Linked DNA regions of Homo sapiens: region 1 is linked to region 2. Evidence: chromatin loops called from intact Hi-C (ENCODE). Cell type or tissue: endothelial cell of umbilical vein. All regions are shown on one strand. Links, peaks and the distances in the headings refer to the core of each region. The heading gives the core; the rest is flanking DNA.

Region 1 (10,778 bases), core at 5,470-7,969, 740 kb before region 2:
CTCTTAGATCTCGGCAACAATGACTCCGCTTTCTGTCTCTGTGGATTTGCCTATTCTGGATATTTCATAAAGATGGAATCCCACACTCTGTGCCCTTCTCTTACCTCCCTTCCCCAGCAATTCTCCTAGATGGGTGTGGTTATTCCAGTTTGCAGATGAACAGTGGAGGCCTAGAGAGGCTTCACTCCTGGGGCCACAATTTATGTTTTCTTCAAAGATCATGAAAAACGCAGGTATGGATCAAAGAGAGAAGAGGGTGGAGAAAAGATGTGAGTTTTGTAGTCAGAGCAGAGGGAGAAATATCAGCTTTTCAGGTACCTTTCTTCTGGGGGTAAAAAGCAAAAGAAAAGTACTTTTTTCTCCTGTAATCTGCTTGTTCTGAGGTTCTCGAAGCAAGGCACGAACGAACACAGGGTGGGGTGCGAGGTGATTTCAGGCGCGAAGCGAGCACTTCGTATTCCAACAGTCACGCGTCGGTTTTAGAGGGTGTTAAAAGTGGCGGTAGTTATCATAACAGCCTTGTACTTGCATGGCCCGTTTTTCTGAGGACTGAGTTTTAAAAGGTGATTGATCTGAACTTGATATTAAAATATTTGGTATTTTAATTATTTTCTTTTAATATTTTAATAAAATCATATTTTATAAGGAGATGTACAAGGGACTCGTGGGTGTGGTAAATGGCCTGAGGGTGGTGCACGGAAGACGGAGGGAGGAGCAGCTCAAGGTGAACTCGTCACCTCACCTGAGGCACGCGAAAGGAGAGCATCTGGGCATCTCAGGGCTGCCACGACAAAGACCACACGCTGAGTGGCTGAAGCAACAGGAGTCGATCCTTTCCCAGTCTGGAGTCTGCAAGTCTGAAGTTTGAAATCAAGGTGTGGGTAGGGCCTCTCCCAGCACCTGGTGGCTCCAGGTGTCCCTTGGCTTGGGGCTGCATCACGCTGGTCTCTACCCCCATCTTCCCATGGCCTTCATCCCTACTTGTGTGTTTCCTCTGTCTGCACCTGTGTCCAAATCTCCCTCTCCTTTCTTTTATAAAGGCACCAATCCCTGGATTAGAGCCCACCCTAATCCTAATCCAGTGTGACTTCATCCTAACTTGATTACATCTGCAAAGACCCTATATCCAAATAAGGTCCTATTCCCAGGTACTGGGGGTTAGGACTCGAACATATCTTTTTTGGGGGGTTACATTCAACCCACAGCAGATAACAAGGGCCATCCAAAATTGAGGTCCCCCAGGTGACCCAACTATCATTCATTCATTCATTTCTTCTCCCCAACACAAACACTTATTTTTATTTATTTATTTATTTTGAGACGGAGTCTTGCTCTGTCGCCCAGGCTGGAGTGCAGTGGTGCAATCTCGGCTCACTACAACCTCTGCCTCCCAGGTTCAAGCAATTCTCCTGCCTCAGCCTCCTGAGTAGCTGGGACTACAGGCGCATGCCACCATGCCCTGCTAATTTTTGTATTTTTAGTAGAGACAGGGTTTCACCATGTTAGCCAGGATGATCTTGATCTCCTGACCTCGTGATCCACCCACCTTGGCTTCCCAAAGTTCTGGGATTACAGGCGTGAGCCACTGCGCCCTGCCCCAAATACTTATTGAATGCCTGTTGTATGCCTGGAAATGAAATGGACTCTGGGTCTATATGGCTGCACATGATGGTCAGAATTCCTGTTCTCCTGGAGAGACTGACATTAATCAAATAGACTCACATCAGAGTAGAACTTCAAACCATCCCAAGTGTCTTGATGGAAATTTAAACAATGGCCAACAACTTCAATGATTTCCCAGTGCACTTGGTTCAATATCCAAGCTTTCTTGTGTAGCCTCGAAGCCCTTTGAAACTGGGTGCCTTTTTACCACCAGATCATCCACCCCATCCCACCGTGCTTTTCCACTGTGAGTCCCTAGTGCTGAAAGGGCAAACCTTTGGCTGCCTTGAGGCTATTGCCTGTGCTGTTCCATCCTCTGCTCTGTGCTGGGCTCTCCATCTTCGCGGAGATCTCGGCATAAATGGCATTTCCTGGCAGTGCATCCTTTCCAGGCACCCCTCTTCTGTTCACTCCATTCTCTTCTCTCCTGTGCAGCACTCATCACATCTGGCATTTATTATCTGCTTTCTTACTTCGGTTTACTTTTTTGACTTTTCATTCTGAAATAATTTCAGACTTACAAAAATGTTGCAAAAGTGGTAGAAAGAGTTCTAGTGTATGCTTTGTCCAGTTTCTCTACAGGTTAACATCTTACGCAGACATTGTGCAATGATCAGAACCAGGACGTTAACATCAATACAGTGTTCTTAACGAGTCTACAGACCTAATTCAAGTTTCATCCATTGTCCCATTAATGTCCCCTTTCTGGTCCAGCATCCAGTCCAGGATCCTGCATTGTATTGAGCTGTCATGTCTCCTTCAATCTGAGACATATCTTCTCTTTTTGTCTTCTACGACTTTGACACTTTTGAAGAGTAGTGGCTCTTATTTTGTAGTGTCCTTAGTTTGGGATGGTCTGATGTTTCCTCGTGAGTAAATTCTGCTCATGCGTTTCTGGTAAGAATGTTGTGGAAGCGATGGTGTATCTTTCCCAGTGCATCATCTCAGGAGGCACACCATGGCAATCATGCCATTCCTGGTGATCTTGACTGTGATCACTTGCTTAAGGAGGCATCTACCATGTTTCTCCACTATTAAATTACTACTTTTCTCTCTGTGATTAATGATTACCTTATGGGGATATACTCAGAGATAACAGAAATATCTTGTACTTCATTATACATTCCCTCACTAATTTTAGCATCTATTGATAACTGTCAATGATTCTTGCCTACAATTATTATTGGTGGTGTTTTCCAAATGGTCATTCTCTAGTTCCATCACTCTTTCTGAGTTTATTTTTGTTTTTAGAGATGGGGTCTCACTATGTTGCCCAGGCTGGTCTTGAACTCCTGAGCTCAAGAGATCTGCCTGTCTCAGCCTCCCAAAGTGCTGGGATTTCAGGCATGAGCCACTATGCCCAGCTCTTTCTGAGTTGATTAACAGTAATTGTGCTGTAAAGATGTACTGTCCCTTCTCTCCCATTTATCTTTTTATTCAATTATTTATATTACTATGAACTCCTGAATATTTATTTTACTTTATCGGTTATAACACATTACTATCATTATTTATTTTGTTGCTCAAATTGTCCCTGATTTGGCCATTGGGAGCTCCTCCAGTTAATCTCCTGTGTCCTTCCTGTATGTCTTTGTCATTTTAGGGGGAGTACTTCCTCATTTCCTGGTGCCAGAAGATCTTCCAGGATCATTTTGTATTTTTTTCAGTCCCATCCCTGAAACTGGCCATTTCTCCAAGGAGCTCTGATTCCTTTTATTGGAAAATGGTGTTTAGAAACCAAGATCTGGGTGCTAGGTGTGCTCACTGCTAGTGGGCTGTCACTTTAGGCTTCTTAACTTTTTCTTTTCTCCTTCCTTCCTTCCTTCCTTCCCTCTGTCCTTTCTTCCTCCCTCCTTCCTTCCCTTTTCCCCTTCCCTTCCCTTCCCTCATTTCTCCCTTCCTCTGCCTGTGACTCCACGAGTCTGCCAGCCTCATGAGGGCTGGGTCCTCATCTCTCTTGCTCACTGCTGATTCTCTAGCACCTGGCACAGTGCCTCAGGGATGCCCAATACATATTTGTTGTGTTAAGTCATGGAAAGTGCTTAGGACAATGCCTTCATAGACTAAGTGCTCAGTAAATGCTATTTATAATGACTACTTTTCGCTGAATGAATGAATGGCTTGTGGTCCATAGCAGCACGTGTGTGACTTCCTTGTTGACCCTTCTCCCACCCCTCAGGATGTGGCCATTACAGTCAGGCTTGAAGCAGGAGAGGAGAAAGACAAGGTTTACAGCTGTTGGGATTGCCAAGAATCTGGCTGAGGGCAAAAGGGTGATCAGTCAGGGAGTTCCCAGCAGGCTGGGGGCCCAGGCTGATCCAAGCAGGTAGAGAGGAAAGAGAAGTAGGTGAAGGGAGATTGGTGTGTGAGCATCAGATCATGTCACAGGCTTAGATGGGTTGGATCTGGCCTAAGAAGCGAATGCCAGGTGCTTTGCTTTAAAGCCTCTTTTCACCCTTGGAACCTGCCCTAGTGAAACCAGGATCCTGACATGGTCCTGCACCCCCAAGGAAGCCTCCACTAGCTCCACAGTCACATAATGCAAGCCATAAATGTCAGCCCTGCATGTGATTTTACTGGTGCATGTTTTCTAGTAGCCATGTTAAAAAAGCTAAAAAGAGACAGGTAAAATCAATTTTAATGATATATTTTATCCGGCTCCAAGTACTATATATTTCAACATGTAACAAATACAACGATTAATGAGATATTTTATGTGCTTTTCCCCCCCATACCAAGTCTTCAGAACTTGGTGTATATTTTATACTTACAGCACAACTCAATTTAGACAGGTCACATTTCAGGTGCCCTGTGACTACATGGCCAGATTAGACAGCAGAGCTCTAGCTCAAGGATGGAGCATGCATGTCACATTTTGCTGTATCAGAGGTTTTCAAGTTGGCTTCTGAAGACCCTGGGGTTATTTTTGAAACAGATAGGGCAACCCAGTGGGTAGGATGTAGTCTTTGACCCAGCTTTAGCCCAAACAGTCCCTATCTGTTGCTCTGTTTTATATACTGAGGTTTGGATTAAGATTTGCTTTTTTTTTTTTTTTTTTTCTTAAAATATCTGAAACCCTCTAGTTTATTTCAAAACCGTCAGCTTGAGGTAATTCACCTAGAAAGTTTGGACTTGGAGGAAGCTTACACATATTTTAAATAAAAATTTCAGCAATGGCTCCCTACCCAAAAAATAACCTCTCTTGATTAGAGGAGGCTGCCTTTTACAAATGGAGGAGATATGCTGGCTGCGATGGTGGCCCTGGCTGCGTGGCCATTAAGCTTCAGAGACCGGCTGTGGAAATGGAGCCATTCCAGCACTGCTGCAGCCAAAGATGTACTTTCCAATGAAGTCACTGCACAAAAGGCATGCAGGGTTTGCACCAGAACACCCCCAGAAGGCTGCAGATTGGATGCTATGACTGGATGCTGCATCAACAAACACAGAAATATGAAGACACACTTTGCATTCTAAGAAGCCCACCTCCAACCTCTGGTGTGAATGGCTGGTCCTCAGATACCTCACATGTCTCTCATTTGGCTATAATGGAATCTCCTCATCCACCTAATCCGAGAATCTTCGTGTTCAGGGCTGGCAGGCAAGTTGGGGAATGGGTTGGACTTTGCTACCTTGGGAAACACAGAAATTATATGCTCTAAACAAAGCACCCTCCACCCGCCGCAGCCTTCAGCATCCCAGCCCTGTGGAATGTGCCCTCCTCTGCTCAGTGCACTCAGAGAGTTGAAGGCTGCCCGAGAAAGTCAGTCAAGGGGTACCTGGCAGAGCAGGTCTGAGGATGTGAGAAGCAGAAGGGCCTTTGGATTAAGAAGCTGCGGGTTGACAGGTGATCAAAGGGACAGGGTTTGGTTAGCTACTGGCCCCCCAGTTCTCCATGAAAAGTCTCAGGTCAGTCTGGACCACGGGATGGAGGACAAAGGTGGGCCTTGCTTGGTACCACCTGGAGAAGGTGACTGCTTCATGTTTGTGTGACATGTGCTTAAGCCACAATGGAAAACGCTGCGTATGAGGAAGCGGCTGGCCACTGAGGATAACTCCCCGAGGCCTCTGCTTAGCCACTCCTGCTGAGGGAAAGGAAGTGCACAGTTCACAGAATGGGAAAGGAATGGGGGCCTGGGGAGACGAGTTCTGGCCCACCAAGCCTGGCTCATAAGCTAGGTTTTTCTGTTTGTTTGTTTAGGAATGTTCCAGAACGAAAACTGTGCACATGAAAACTCTCCCTTGGCCTCATGATAATGCTAATTATTCTTGCTCTGGCTGGAGCTCCCACCCAGTTGGAAACTGGAACATCCCAGCCACAGGCCAGCTGCTTCCAAAGAGCCAAGGAAGCAGGGTGACAGATGGAAGCGTTTCCCTTTTCACCCAGATGTTCCGGTGTTTTGGAGACAAGGCCTCGTTAACTTGACTTTAGCACCTGCGTTCCCAGCTTGCACGTTGGTCTGTAGACATTATTTATACCAAACTTGGCCAATGCTGTCCACTGATGCCAACATCCCACCTGGTGCTTGGAGGAGCCGGTGAGGGGATGATGACAGCTTGTAGCATCACTGCGTAGAAGGGGTTCTGAATGTGCCCAGATCTCACTGAATGTCCTGTTGCCTGCCCTAAGCGGTGTAGTTAGGAGTCAGTGTTTTCCAAACAGAATGTGTATCTGGGAGTCTCCCGTTGGACTGAACTTTTATTAGCTCTCTTGGCAGAAGGCTGAAGCTTTTATTGTTCTATAGAACAGGACTTCGGCAAGATAATCACAAGGTTTTGACACATTCAATAAGAACGAAGGTGTTCGTATACATCATGGCGAAGACCCCTCAGAACCCAGAAAGGGTGCCTGAGAGGGACTCCTGGGATGCCCCCTTGAGCGGCTGAACTCTTCATGGCCTTGGCAACTGGTTCTCCACCAGATCTTCCCCAGAGGGGCCAAGAATCTTGTCGGGCCGCAGAAATATTTAGGTTTTGAGGAGAGAGGGATGGAGGATGGTGGTTTCCATTGAGTACCCTTGGATCTGAGACCTGCCCAAAGATGTCGGGGGTGACTGGGAGGAACCCCAGCGTCGGGGGAGGCACACCACTCACCGAGCTGTTCTTGGGAGCTTCCACAAGGGGGCCCTCTTGAGCTTTGGTTGGGGCGATTGGGAGCCAGTGGCGAACCCTCACCCCGCCGGCTCCAGCTTCGGCCTCCAGCTGAGGGTCACCCAGCCTCCCTCGTTCCACCCAGTCCTTGCGGAAGAAGGAGCCCACCAAGGCCAGCTCTGGTGCCCAAACTTTCTTCCACGTGGGAGATCTTCCTTTCCACTCGCGCAGAGAACGTATTTAGAGACTGAAGGCAAAGGGTGAAGGGTCACCAAGCCTCGCCTCTTTCAGAGAAGTTTGCAACAACACAACAAAAGCTCCAGTTGGAACCACATAAAAGGGCATGTGGGAAGCTTCATAAACAATGAAACAAGACATCTCGGCTCCATGGGCCTCTCCCCAAAGACACATATACGGGGGCCTTTGGGTCAGCTGCGACGGGAAGCACTGAGATTTTAAATGCAAGAAAATTATTACAATTTAACAAATCAATTTTTCTTACATTGTATTGAGATTAAGTTCGTGGTCTCTTTCATACATTCAAAATAAGATATTTCCCTAGAGTGCAATTTTGTGGGAAAACCTACATCATGTTTCGGAAAACCCATTTTGCTAGGAGTTACCAGATTTTAAGATAGATGGTAATATTTAATTATTGCACTATTTTACCGTGTAGAAAATTAATGTGCTTTCGGAGTTTCAGGAGAAAGACCGGCTATAAGTCTGAACCCTATTTTTAAATTACCATATAAATAGAATCCCAAAGACGCAAATATTGGCTTAAGTGTTGCAGACAAGGTACAGGAAAATGTGTTGGCTTCCTAAATGTTAAATAAACAGGCTTGTAATTCTCACCTTCCCTCATGACCCTGGCCCAGCTGGGTTCTTACCCTCGGAAGAGCGCACGTAGCTCAGGAAGGGGACAAAGCGGTGCTAATTGGATGACCACAGCGGGTGAGTCATCAGAGTATCATGGTTACCACCACGATAACAAGATGCACGTTTTTGGTAAAGCTCTGGAGTCTTCGAAGCCCACATTCATGGATCTGCTCGACCCTTATCACAAACCTTCCAGATAGGGGTGATGACTGCCTCCATCTTACAGACCCCAAAACGGAGGCTCAGAAGGGAAAGCCTGACAGTATCTTGCTTCTGTCACACAACCCACAGGTGGAGAGGCCCAAATTCAAAACCGGGTCCGGTAACTGTAAACCCCTAGCCTCCTTCCATCTGCACTTACAGCCCCTGATCTTGGCTCGACATTTATTGAGCACCTACTGTGTGCTTGGCCATGGGGTTGCAGAGCAGAGAGGCATCTACAAGGGCTCAGGGTCTGACATTCCAAGCCAATTATTCTGCCCAGTACTGGTCCAGTTTACCAAAGGGAACTGAAAGAGAAGAGGGGCCTCCAGAGGGGCCCCACTGCCTATGTGTGCCTTGAGGTCTTGCAGGACAAGAAGCTGCTTGACAGATGGAGAGAGCTGTAATGGGCACTCCAGGCAGGAGCTGTAAAGGTAGCAGGGAGGTGTGAACTAGCAGAGAGAGATGGAGGAGGATGTAATTAGTCCATGTGTGATGGTGGCGCCGTGGGGAGGGTTGTCATGGGGAGAGCTAGAGAAGCACAGAGCGGCTGGTGCGGAGGGAGGCCTTGCTGCTGCTTCTTGGGGCTGGAATGTTCTCCAGGAGGTGGGCAGGGAGCTTGCAGGGGGTGAGATCAGGTGTATGCTTTGAAAAGCAGTGTTTTCTACGCTGGCTGTGCCTCCTGGGTGGCACTGCCCACCATTCCAGGGGTCCATGGTGGACATTTTACACTGGATTAATTTCATGTCTATTTTGACTCAATTCAATAACTGACACGTCAATCCTGGGTTGCTGTTAGGATGAGGCTAAGGCACAGAGGGATAGATTATTTTAAAAAATAAGTTAAGTGAGAATGAGCTAGTTGATGTGGAGAGAAATGTTGACTCAGTTACAGAACAGTAATAATCAGATGTGGCCAAATGGCCGGAATGGCACCTGGTGACAGGTGGTTGGAGGCCCAGGCTCTACGGCCCCCGCTGGCTTGTGTTAAGGATGATGTCGTGCACATTTGAGGGCTGGGGAAGGAGGGACTTGAGAGGGCCTGTGGGTACCAATTCAATTCATGAGCGAGGAGGTGAGGCTGGGGCCAAAGATGGGGAGGCCACCTTGTAAGGTGAAGTGGGGTGCAGCTCCTCAGCCTGGAACATGGATGATAATGGGCTGGAGAAGCCGGCCTCTGGAGAGGCAGAGTCCCCAGGGAAGTGGCTCTAGGGAGAAGGCTGAGGCAGAGGCCAGGGGAGGGGGCACAGTCAGAATGGGGAGCAAGTTGTTTGATAAGTAGGGTTGCAGATAAAATGCAGGATGCCCAGTTAAATCTGATTTCCATACACACAACAAAAAACATTTTAGCATCTGTGTGTCCCTAATATTGCATGGATGAGTGTGGCAATTTGGGTATGGACAGAGAAGAGGGTCAAAACCAGGGAGATGTGTGAGATAGATTGTGCTTAATGGTTTAATTATTATTTTTATGTAAGTTCTTTTATGCCATACATAGGGCAAAAAAAGAATAAATCAGAAAATGAGAAAAGCACAAAGATGATTTAAAAGCGCGTCCACAGTCACCTAACCCAGAATGAACTGCCATTAACCTGCTGGTATACATTACCCTCCAGCTTCTAGAGTCTGGGGATGCCAAAAGGCACAGCACAGGGACTCTGGTCCCCTCTGAACTTCCATCTCTACAACAATGCCTGGCCCACGGTAGGCGGGCAATACATTTTTGGTGAATGAATAAATAAATCTTTCTAGGCTTTTTTTTTCTTATACATATATAACTGCATTTATCCAATTATCATTTTTATAAAATGGGGTCATCCTATACCTATTATTTGAAATCTATTGTTTTAACTTAATAATAGATTTAGCGATCTTTGTGGAAGGTTGATTTTGTTTTTTAAGACTGTGGGGACTAACACACATTCACACATTCACAGTCTGCCGCGGAGGAACTAGAGATGATGCAGGGGCAGAAGCAGGAGATGTAATAACTCAGGGAGGCCGGTGCCCTAATCAAGAAGAGTCCAATAAAAACAGGCTAAACTCTTCAAACAAAAGAAATATGTGGCTTGCAGTGGAATTTTCAAAATGTATTAAAAAAGGTGTAAAATGAAAACTGCAAGTCTCTTCCTACCCCGAAGCCTTGGTTGCTTCCTTCAAACAGAATCACTTTAACAGTTCCTTGTGCATCCTCCCAGAAAATGGTTTCATGCCGATCTCTGCTATTAAAGTTTTTTTTTTTTTATGAATGCAATCTTTCTATCCACATCGTTTTGCATTTTGCTTTTTACACTTAAATTGTCAGAGATAGTTTTCCATCTCAGACTTATCTCTTATGGAAAAGACAAAATAGTATTCCATTATTTAGATGAATCTTGATGTAGCTAAGCAAGCCTCTGTTAATGGTCATTTAGGTTGTGGTACACACACACACACACACACACACAATTATCAAAACAACAATACATTGGACATCCTTTTAAATATGTCTTGGTATAAATATTGTGGGTCTCCACTGGAGAAATTCTTAACAGAAAAATTGAATATGCATTAATATGTCAATAGATTTGGCCAAATTGTCCTCCAAAAATACTGTTTCAATTTATCTTCCATCGGTGATGTACAAGAGTGCCTGTGTCCTTAGATCTTGGGCCACACTGGATATTAGCAAATATAGAAAGCAAAGTTTTCATTTTTACAAGTCTAACATATGAATATTGGAAGGGAAATGACAAGTTAATGAAGGTTTGTGGTTAACCGCACATTTTTGTGCCTACAAATAAACAAGGGGTGCAAGTTAATCAGCATATACTCCATTAACTTGGATTCTTACCCTTCTGTTTATTTTCACTGCCATCACTCTGGCTCAAGTCACCATCATTTTTCAGATGAAAAGCTGACAGGGGCCTCTCGCTGTTTCCCTGGCACTCACTCTGGCCCCTGTAATT
Region 2 (10,778 bases), core at 3,793-6,292:
AAAGAACATGGAGGGACGATAAGACTCGTTTATTTATTTATTTATTTTTTTAAATCACAGAGAAGTAAGTTTCTCTTGACCAGATGTTATGTCCACTGGGCACAATTTGATATTCTCACCAAATATTAATAGATGTGTTCCTCAGCAGAGGCACGATGGATCAGCCTGCTCTGGGGGGACTCTGTCACTGCAAAGGACATCAAGGCCTTCCTCTGTGCCCAGCCAATTCATTAGACCCAGTTAGCAATTTGCAAAAGAGATGAGTTGATCTGCAGGCTGCCAAGCCCCAGTGTTACTCAGCTACCTCCCAGAAAGCTCAGAGAAGCCCTGGCCTCCCAGGAGCCTGAGAGAGCAAATAGTAATATGTGAGGCTTTAGGCAGAGGCTGAGCAGAGTCATCATTCCTCATTATAAACAGAAGCCAGAGAGATGAATTTCTCAGCCCTTCCTGGGTTAGGGTGGGATTTGGGGCCATAGTCCAGACTCCCGGGATAAAATGAGAAGGCTCACAAAGCTGGGGCTCCCAATATGAGAGCAGTGTTTCTTTTTTCAAGCTTTTATTATTCCCAAACAGATTCCCTGGTTATCTTATTTTGAAATGTTGCTACTGGAGGCAGAACTTTAAACTCTGCATGCCTGTATTAGGAGGGACTCTTTGAGGTGTGAGGAAAAGAGGCTTGATTCAAATTGGCTTAGACAAACAAACAGAACCCAATTCATTATCTCACAGAACAGAGAGAATTGCTTCAAGCTCAGCTGGGTTCAGAGGCTCTGCAGGTGGGTGTGTTCGTCTCTCTCCATCTCTGGGCAGCTCTGGTCCTGCCCAGCTGTTCCATGCTTGTGTTAGCGTGACTGTTTTTTTTTTTTATATATATAACTGAGTCCCTAAACTCAATCTAACTGGCCTGGTTTGGTCATGTGGCTGTCCTTGACCCTGTCACTGGGGATGTTGAGCGGCCAGGTATGGGTCCTGCACCTGTCCATGTACTGAGGGTTGGGTTGGGGCCATCTTTTTGCTACAGCCATTAAGAGGAGGCCAAGGAGGGCAGATCACCTGTGGTCACGAGTTCAAGACCAGCCTGGGCAACATGGTGAAACCCCCTCTCTACTAAAAATATAAAAATTAGCCGGGTGTAGTGGCATGCACCTGTAGTCCCAGCTACTTGGGAGGCTGAGGTAAGAAAATTGCTTGAACCCAGGAGGTGGAGGTTGCAGTGAGCCAAGATCGCGCTACTACACTCCAGCCTAGGTGACAGAGTGAGACTCTGTCTCAAAATAAAAAATACAAAATAAAAAGAGTAAATGAGAGATGGTTCCCCCTAAAGAAGTGGGGGTCAGGCAAGTAATCACAGCAGATGTCCCCTCTTCCTCCATGCAGACATGGGGAAACCATCTTACTCATGGCTTAATGCAATTAGGTATGCATTTGTGAGCCACTGAGTGTCTTTTGAAGCCCCATGAGAGGAGAGGAACAGAAGATGGCTTGAGCCCTCACCTCAAGGAGGTTAGGAACCGGTTGGTGGACCAAGACACCTTTGTGAGACAGATGAGAGTCACGTGGCCTGAGGGTCCCAGGTAATTACTGGGGCCTGTTCTGTGCCAGGCAATGTGTGGGAGCAGGAAGAGAGGCAAACAAGAACATGACATGGCCCTTGTCCTTAGGGAGAGCCCAGTGTGGCAAGGGGAGCCGGCACAGACTGGTAAACAAGTCATTACAAATGCAGTGCGGTGAGCTCGCTGATATGATTAAGCTTCCAAATGAGGGATCCTGACAAGGCCTGCTGGAGCGGAGAGGGGAGAGTGTGCTAGCATAAACAGGAGCATAGCAGGGGGTGGGGCATGCTTCCGACGCTCACCCCAAAGGCTTCTCCATTCGGCCCCCCACTGCAGAAAGGAATGTCAGCAGGGCATGTGGGAGAACCGAAGGCCGTCACTCTTTATCATGCCTTCTTTCATCCCTCGATCATAAAGAATTTTTGCCATATACTCTAAACTGCTGGGAATGGAGCACTTAACTACTATGTACTTATTTATCTAAAATGCTAAGTGTTTCCCTTAGCAATCACTAATAGATTCCTGTAGAAACGGAGTGCCATGATTAGAATTCTGATGTCTGTGCCGACAGAAGGTGGGAAGGCAACAATAGGTAGTGCACTAATGATGGGTTCAGTGGGCAGGTGGGTGGGTAGGACGATATAGTCATTGAAGGAGAAGGTTGAAATATGGGCATTTTAAAGATAAATATGTGTTTATGTTAAAAGTTGAGAGAGAGAAAAGAGGAGAGGGAGGGAGAGAAACTCTCATACCTTCAATCCCACACCTGAAATGGGGACGGTTCTGCTTTTGAAAGACTTTCTGAAAACCGTTCTCATATTTGAGTTGGAAGACCCCCTTCTCAGCAGAGGGCCACAAATGAATCCTGAGTTTTGTTCTGGAATTTTCCTATGCAACGTGCTGGAACCAGTAGCCAAATAGAATCAGTGGATGAGGCAGGAAGAAAAATGAGGATCTCAGGGATGGAACTCAACAGGCTACAAATGGGACACAAAAGGCAAGACTCACTCTCAACAAAATCACGGAGGCACCAGGTGCGCCTTGCGGGGTCTGTTTCCCCGACACCCACCTGCTGCCTGGTCTTCACAAGGGGCCAGGCCCTTTTGGTTTGGAGGCAGATGAGCCTGTAGGATTAATTCTAACTAAGGTGTGAGTGGAACCTAGGGGAGAAGTAACTTTAGGGGCTACAGAGAGAAACCTTCAGTGACACTGACTCATAATGGGAAGGTGATTCTCCTCTCAACTCCCTCTCCAGCCTCTTGATCATGCCATGGAGAAAGTCTTGTTTTGATTCCATCTTTAACACTTGCCTAAACCCCTTCCTAACCTCCCTTTTAATCAGAGAGAAAGAGGTTAGGTCTCAACATCTAGCTAGAATTTGAGAACACAATTCTGTTTTTATTGTTTTTTTTAAAGAAGAATCTGCTCCTTCTGATGCCAGACACTCCAAAGTCTCCTCAACCACCTTACTCCATTAACCTTGGAAAGCCTAACGTTTCCCTTTCTCTCTCAGCCTCCTTTGAGGCCAAGGCTGGTACAGGATAAATAATTTTGCTTTCTGGATTTAGAGGAATTGGTTTGAGTCTTGACTTTTACTAGTTCTTTGGGCAAAATTTGTTCCTTCTCATTGTCTCAGGTCCTCATCTGTAGAATGGGGCTGGAGTTTCTGAGTCCATAATTCATTTAATCTGGTGCCCAAGAACCCCATGAAGCCTGTCCAGGAATACCTGACTCATTTGCCCTTGAGATTGAGGAGAGGCTCAAGTTACATGAGACAGTGACTGTGAAAGTGCTGTGTGAACTACAAAGGACTTTACAGTGTGTGGTTATCATGGCTGGGAGGTGGCAGGGGTGAGCATACACTGAATTTTCCCCCCAGGTCTGGACAAGACGTCTTCAAGCCAAAGGAGGGAGGCAGTGAATGGTGCAGGTCCATACTTTCCCCAGCAGGGAGCTCGTAGGGATTCGGGAGTACATTCTGGGCCCTTGAGTTTGTGCTACATGCATGCCTATGGTGCTCTTCCTGCCGGGGTGAGACTTGCCCTCCAGGTTGAGAAAATGACGAAACTGGAATAATCCTCCAAGCTCCAACTCGTCCCAGAGGCCTCCCTGGCAATACTGTGCTCTTGTAGGGACCCCATCGTCCTCTAGGTAAATAGTTCACACTGGCCCTCACCCCACTGCTGGCTGCTGGCAGGGAGCATGGGGAATCTGCTCCAAAAACAACCATTGCTTCCTGCAGTAGCATTTTGAGAGTTTCCTCCAAATGTTTTTCCTCATCTAATTTTCAGTATGGCCCCGTGGGGTCAGGAGGTGATGTGTGGCCAGCCCTGTCCTAATTAGGAGTCTTGCCCAAGTTCATACGTTGAGGAAAAGAAATGCAAGCTCAGTTCCAAGGTTTTTCCCTTGCTAAAACTCTTAAAATTTTGGCTTGCTTATTTCCTTAACTTCCAAAGGACATGAACAAGTGATTTTTGTACCACCCTCCACATAGACATTAGCGATCATTTTCAGTCATTTTCAGCTTTCCGGTTTTGCTAGGAGGCACCTGGCGTGCCGGGAACGGACAAAAGCCATTTTTCTAAGTACTAGCGTTTGAAATTATTAAGTGTTCGTTAAGCACCCCCGGGTGCAAAGCACTCTCAGAGATGTTTATTTCTCAATTTTCCATAATTTCCTTATTTTTTTTCCCCTACCTAAAGGCAGATTGAAAAATGAACTCAGTGCATTGGAGTCTGAATCATAGTTAATGTGCGACGCCCCCTCCCTTAACTGCGCTGTTTTCTTTCTGCCTCCTCCTGTCTCCCAGCTTATCAATCTGATAAAGTTCTTTTTAACCCCTACTCAGGGGCTGTAACTTTTGCTTTATTCCCACGGGCATGGCAGGAAGCGATCAACGCAGAGCCCCGAACCCCACTCGCCCCACGGGCTGGGCTGAGCTGGGCTGGGGGTCGAGCTCAGCGAAGCCTCGGGAAGGCTGCAGGGTGCCCGGGCGGGCGGCGGGGTGGGTGCGGACCCCTGGCTGGGCGCTCCCGAGACCCCCCTACCCTGGTGGGTGGGCGCCCGGGGGCCTGGAGAGCCGCCTAGCCACGTGGATGCTTCTGGAAGAACACAAAGCCCGGGCCCCCTCCGCCCCCGCCGGCGCCAAGCCTCAATCTTGCAGGAGCAGAGAAGAAAGGCTCTGTTTTTCTCTCTCTCTTTTTTTTTTTTTGTGTGACAACAACCTCACATAACCTCAAAAGTTACCCATGAATTTACCAAAACTTTTTATGAAACTATTTTAACCTCTGGTGGGGGTTAAAAAACAAGCCTTGTGAATTTATTACCCGGAAGAAAGCGCAGAGGGCTGGGATTTACAGCAAAGCCGCCTTCCAAGCTCCGCGGGGGCCCCCTAGCGCCCATCGCGGGCACCGCCGAAGCCCGGCTCCCTCCTCGCTCCGCGGCGCAGCACGGCCTGGAGTCCGGTCTGGGAGGGAGGCGGGCGGACCCCAGACTCGTGCAATCAGGGGCACCTGCTCTGAACACCAGGGACCTGGCGGTACAAATTTATTTTATGTTCGTAGGGGTTTCCGTGGTAGAACCAAGGGAGCAGGCTGAAGCCGAAGGAAGGGAGAGCAGGGTTTTGATCCTAGTTCCTTGGCTTCTGCAAATCGGCTGGGACCCCCCGCTGAGCAAGCGACTGTCGTCACGGCCCCCGCACCAGACGACCCCAGCCTGTGGATGATGTTTCACTGCCCTCACATAAACGCCACCCAGAAATGCAAGAGTAAGAATGTTCACGAAGAGGGGAGGCAGGAGCCCCAGCTGATAACAGGAGGAGGCAGGAAGGGGGCCTTGGAGGAGGTCAGAGGGGGGACATTATTTCAGTTTCCCAGGACCAGGGTGAGAGATGGGGGTGAAAGAAGAAAAAGGACAAAACGAGGTGCCGAAGGCTCTATTGGGTGCTCTCTGTCCGCAGGGATGTAAAGCAGAATCCAGGATTCTGCCGCAAAATGCAGGCTCCCAATCGCTGCACGGTGACCAGGACTCCCGGACCCTTCGCTTGCCAAGTGTGTGCGATGGTTCCTTCCTCTCCAGCTTGCAGACACACTGGTTCTCTTTCAGAACTAGCCATGTTTTTTAAAAGCACATGGAAAAATGTTAATAAGCAAACGTTTTAACAGAGAGATGCAGGAGGAACGAGCCGGCAGCAGCCTCCCAGCAGAGGCAGCGGTGCTCCAGCGGCTACGGGAACGGGCCTCGGAGGAAAGCACTCGGGCTCGCTGCCGAGTTTCACCACCTGTAGTCATGTCATCCTAGGGACGTGTCTCAGCTCTTCTGTGCCTCGGTTTCCCCATCTGTAAAATGGGGGTGATAGTAACACTACACAAAATATATCTAGAATTTGAAAGAGTGCTTTGAATCATATAACCTTGGCTGTTGTGTGGTGAGGCCAGCTGGCTGGTATTCATCTAGCTCTACGGGGAAGGCAGAACCCAGATTTCACGTTAAATAAAATCTCTCAATTTTTACAGGGTGCTAATTTAAACACACATACACGCACGGACGTGCACTTGCACACATACCCCATCTGGGCCCAAATACAGTCAGCTAGTTTGAGACCTTTACTTCAAAGGCTGCCAGGAGGCCACGGGACAGGAGGGAGGAAGGAAGGAGTCATCTCTCCCTGTCATCCACCACCCCCACATCCAGGCCACTGGAGCCAAACACTGAAACCGGTGTGGCCAGCGCTCTTTTGGGGGTGGATGGATTACGGGGAAACACGTCCTTCTTTTCCGTTCCCCCTGGGAGAATATAGCAGGGCACCCACTTTGAGTACCCTCGCACCAGGAGGCCTTCAGAAGCCACCTTGGAAATGTGATGGTGCGTGGCGGGTGGGGGGACTTCCTCTTGTTCCTGGAGACCTGCTTCCCCTCCCAACAAGTGCGTGCTCTGCACGCCCGGCTTCTCACCAGCCCAGGTACCTCGCCGCCTGGGTGCTTTGAGGTGCCCATGGGCTTCTCATCCGTGGTTTGGTAGCATCCTCTTCCAAGCTGACTTCTCATGTATTCCAGGAGGCCAACACTCTCCTGCACCCTAGGGCAGAAGAGCACTGGGTGGGGGGGCGCCTCTTCTGCCTCGTCCCATCCCAGCCTTCTTTTGTTCCCTCCTGATGGCTTACCCTGATGCCCTGATCATCTGATATACTCTAATTGCCCCATTGCCTTGACGAATCCGACTGTTCTTTGCACTTCATCCAGCCCTGCTAGCTTCACTCCTTCAAGCATCCATGCATTCAGTAGCTGTTTGCTGGGCAACTGCTAGGCATTAGACATTGTTTCTTGAGAGGCAAATCAGGCACATTCCTCTGACTTTCGATTGTTTCTTAAAATGTTGAGGTTTTACAGTTGAACAGAGAAGGTTTAATAGTCGTTCAATCTAATCGAGAAAGCAACAACAGGAATTACTTGCTACAGTGATTCCAAAAGGGCAGCCCAGAGAGAATACTGAGAACCAAAGACATGTATTCTCATTCATCTTTGTCCAAACAAATTAAATATGTTATTGATTTTTAAAAGTCCCTGCATGAATGGTTGAAAAGTAATTGGTTTTGTATGTTTTAATATGAAAACAATATTTTTAAAAATTGCTTCCTGGATTTGTAGGGTTTTTAAATTTTGTGATTTTTTTTTTTCCTTTTTCATTCTGTAGAGTAGAATACTGCATGCTTTTAACTGGTGGGGGAAAAGCTCTTTATTAGTCTTTTCATTAGTCTATATCTGTTGTGTTCCATTGTGTTTAATTTCAATTAATCTGGATTCATTTAAGTAATATTCCATTATAGGTTCAATGCATGTATATTTTTTTTAACTTAAGAAATGGGGAACATTTTTTGGTCAATTTTAAGTAACTCTGCATTAAAGCTAAGAAAACCCACTTAACGTGGTTTACTCTGGAAGTCTCCTTGAAGAAGAAGTTGTTCTTTTTTATTTTGTTAGGTTTTGTGTTTACCTTTCCCAATCTCGCCTTGGATTTTCCACGGCTGGTTTAGCAAGACTTGCTTTGGTCCTGACAGCTCAAGTCTTTCAGTGCTTCTGAGGACGCAGGGCATATTTCTTCTTTGCTTCCAGTTTCACTACTCAATAAATTTGTGGAGTCACCAAGCAGTCATCTGTGTAGTTTGATAAGGCAGAAAATGATGATTTCTCTATTATTTTGCTTAGAAGGATGAGAAACTAGATTAATCAACGTCTGTTGGAAATGCCTCTTTATAGAAAAGACTGGCTTCTTTCATCAGAGTCATGATCTGTGGCTCATATGCAGACACATTAGATGGTTTTCCAGGGGACAGGAGCAGACGATCAAACTCTGAATTTTAAGTCTGTCATTAGATGACGTGAGGTAAACTTTAGTCAACCTTTATTATGGTTAGGAGGGTGGTGGGGGCCAGCAGGCCTCCATGGAGTTCACCCATCTCATTCTCTGGGGCATCAGGGAAATCGTGCAATGTCTGTAAGAGTTAGGAGAATGGTGTGGGTTACCATTCTTGGTAGAAAGAGACTAAAACCCAGCTCAAAAAGGTTTAAGCACAAAAGGGAATTTGTTTGCTCATGTGATGAAAGAGCCCAGGGTAGCTCCAGCTGGATCCAGGGATGTAAACAATGTGACCAGGTCTCTGTTGATCCCTCTTCAAATCAGAGTAGACGTTCCTTTGGGTTGCCTTCATCCCTAGGCACATGGTGGCCTCATGGCCCTGGCTTATATTATACCTACTTTCTGTTCAAAATCCCATCATCAGTGTGGGTCTTATGCCTGGCCCCGAACCTTCTACTTGGCCAGGTGGGTGGAATATGCTCACTCCAAGAGATGAAAAGGAGTGGTCATAAGTCACCCAGCTTATATTGAGGAGGGATGTTCTCTAAAGGAGAACTGAGGTGGGGCATGGCTGCTGAACACACAGCACAGATGTCGATCACAACCTGACCTGCTTCCTAATGGGTAGAGGTGCTCAGTGAGTTGCTTGGCCAGCAAGCTGCCTTCTCCATGTTTTGTGCTACAAGTGATGTTGGTAGTGGATGCTGTTGGTGTCCTGTCTAGAACCCCTCTCCACCAGGCCAGGCCTCCACCCATTCCCATCTTTTTCTTACCCCTCCCTGCTTCCCTTATTCCCTCCACATTTTTCTTGAGAGTACCCCTTTAATAAAGCACTTTCACAAGAGCCCAAGTTATATGTAAATCATGAAATGCAGCTCTTTCTCGTTCATGCCCGATATAAGGCTATCACCTATTTTCTCAACACAAAGACTGAAAATTTTGGGGCCAACCCGAAATATATAAAGATGTAGAAGAAAAAGGCAAATTTCTACTGTAGTTTATTAATCTAGTTGCCTCTGTCCCTTTAAATCATGTGTTACATAAAATCTTAGTTTGGGGACATTATGTTTTCTGCTCACATTTTGCAAAGCAATTCTAGCTGAACTTGTAGCATGCATCTTTGATAATGTCTTTGTCATCATCACCAGAGCCACTTGTTTGAGTCATCTAATGGAGTTTTCAGAGCGTAGCATTTCACTTTCATCCCAGCTCTTTGAGATTTAGTCCTTTTAGAATCCAAGTACAATGTCATAATAGAAATCTATCCATAGCCATAAGCACCCATTCACCTGACATTAGGACAGTCACTTTCATTTCTCCCGTAGGTGCCTATTTGCAATTTCCAGCAAATAAACATGTTCTCTTTTACTTTTTAAATCAGTCTTTAAGAGACTTGTTTACAATAGCATCCAGTGCTCGCTTATAATTGTATCCCAAATGCTCAAGAATAATGACTAAATTTGTGTTAAAGGTTCCCCTTCCGTCACCTTTTTCTAAACCAATTTTCTCAGATGATGTCTATAAGTGACCCAGACCAGCACTGAATGGCGTCATTTCAGGCTAATGTATCTTCCCAAACAGTATTATGTAATTCAAAATGAAGTAATTGAGAGAGTTCTCTGTAAAATGGGAGCCTTTGTATGAATTTGATTTTTAAGGGAACTATTTTCTGAGATAAATTTTGGAGGAAAAATCTCTTACACTGAGACATATCTGCTCCTTAGTGTCATAGGTGCTCTGAGATCTCATTAGAGGGATTGAAATGGGACCAACTCCACTTGCTTGACTCAGATGTAACATTTGGAAAGTAAAATAACATTTGGCTGGATATGGAGAAATGCCTTCTTTATTTTAATACAAACAGAAGTAGAAAAAGACCTAGTATCTAATTGGAGGATCCAGTCATACAGGGATATTTGGGAGCAACTCTATCTTCTCATGCATTATTTTAAACAAGCATTTGTTTTAACTTTCATTGTTTTGAATACCCTCAAACTTCAGTTATATTGATTCCTCATCCATATTATAATTGGTTTCCATTGTCTTATATTATGTAATAAGAATAGTAGTAGGAATAGTCTTAGCTAACACCATCATAAACACCTCAGTGGGGTTTATGTTTCTGATGGATCAGTCACTATTATGGGCCCATTTTTTTTCTCTTTTTGAAAAAAATACAAGCGCCATAATGATAGTCACTTTAAAGATGAAAAAACATGCATAGAGAAGTTAAGTGACTTTACTGGAGGTTACAGGAAAAGCAAGAGCTATGAATCTAGGAAGTTTGACTCCAGACCCTTGTTAGGAAACACTGGGCTTTCCATTTCAACCACATAGGTTATAGTGATAATTGCAAATAAATATTCAGAAAAAATTTTCATAAAAATATGCATATTAATCATCATAAATATATAACATATGCATGTTATATATCAAAGGGACCATAGGCATATTTGTAACACAGCAGTATCTGCTTTCTATCAAATGTATGTTTACCTGTGATGTAAGTTAGATATTGTTGTGTAGCAAACCACGCTAAAACTCAGTGTCTCGTGGCAACATGTGTTTATTACTGCTCATGGATCTCTGAGTCACCTAGGTATTGGCTGGTTTGAGCCAGGCTCAGCTGATCTTGCTGGGTTTGCTCATTCATCTGTGGAGCCAGCTGGGGGAAATGCTGGCAGGTTGATGGGAAATTGGCTGGTCTAGGATGGCCTCACTCACAGACATGGAAGTTAGTTGGCTGCTGACAGCCAACTAACTTCCATGCTGCCAACCAACTTCCATGCTGCCAACCAACTTCCATGCTGCCAACCAACTTCCATACTTGTGAGTGATGCCATTCTAGACCAGCCAGTGGGTGTAGAAGAC

The links. Hi-C counts contacts between places; a loop is a spot of excess contacts. Peaks named below come from ENCODE experiments on the same cell type or tissue, not always from the same donor. Only the 100,000 strongest peaks of a DNase experiment are listed, where the experiment ranks them.
Region 1: a loop joins it to region 2, with 15 times the contacts of the local background. A loop is called at or near these places in 2 of 110 quality-filtered maps.

The regions. Positions count from the first base shown.
Region 1 is chr20:58,474,892-58,485,669 of GRCh38, forward strand. All of the region lies in intron 1 of APCDD1L (APC down-regulated 1 like), which reads right to left. Among named protein-coding and RNA genes, the nearest start is that of APCDD1L-DT, 35 kb to the right of the region's middle. In endothelial cell of umbilical vein, for the core only: a CTCF peak has its summit at 6,783 (motif pointing right); a DNase peak (open chromatin) is centred at 6,900.
Region 2 is chr20:59,217,742-59,228,519 of GRCh38, forward strand. The region is part of intron 4 of ZNF831 (zinc finger protein 831); the gene reads left to right. Among named protein-coding and RNA genes, the nearest start is that of ZNF831, 59 kb to the left of the region's middle. RefSeq lists a silencer at 4,851-4,920. In endothelial cell of umbilical vein, for the core only: a CTCF peak has its summit at 4,956 (motif pointing left); a DNase peak (open chromatin) is centred at 4,920; H3K4me3 peaks cover 696 bases; H3K27me3 peaks cover 1,227 bases.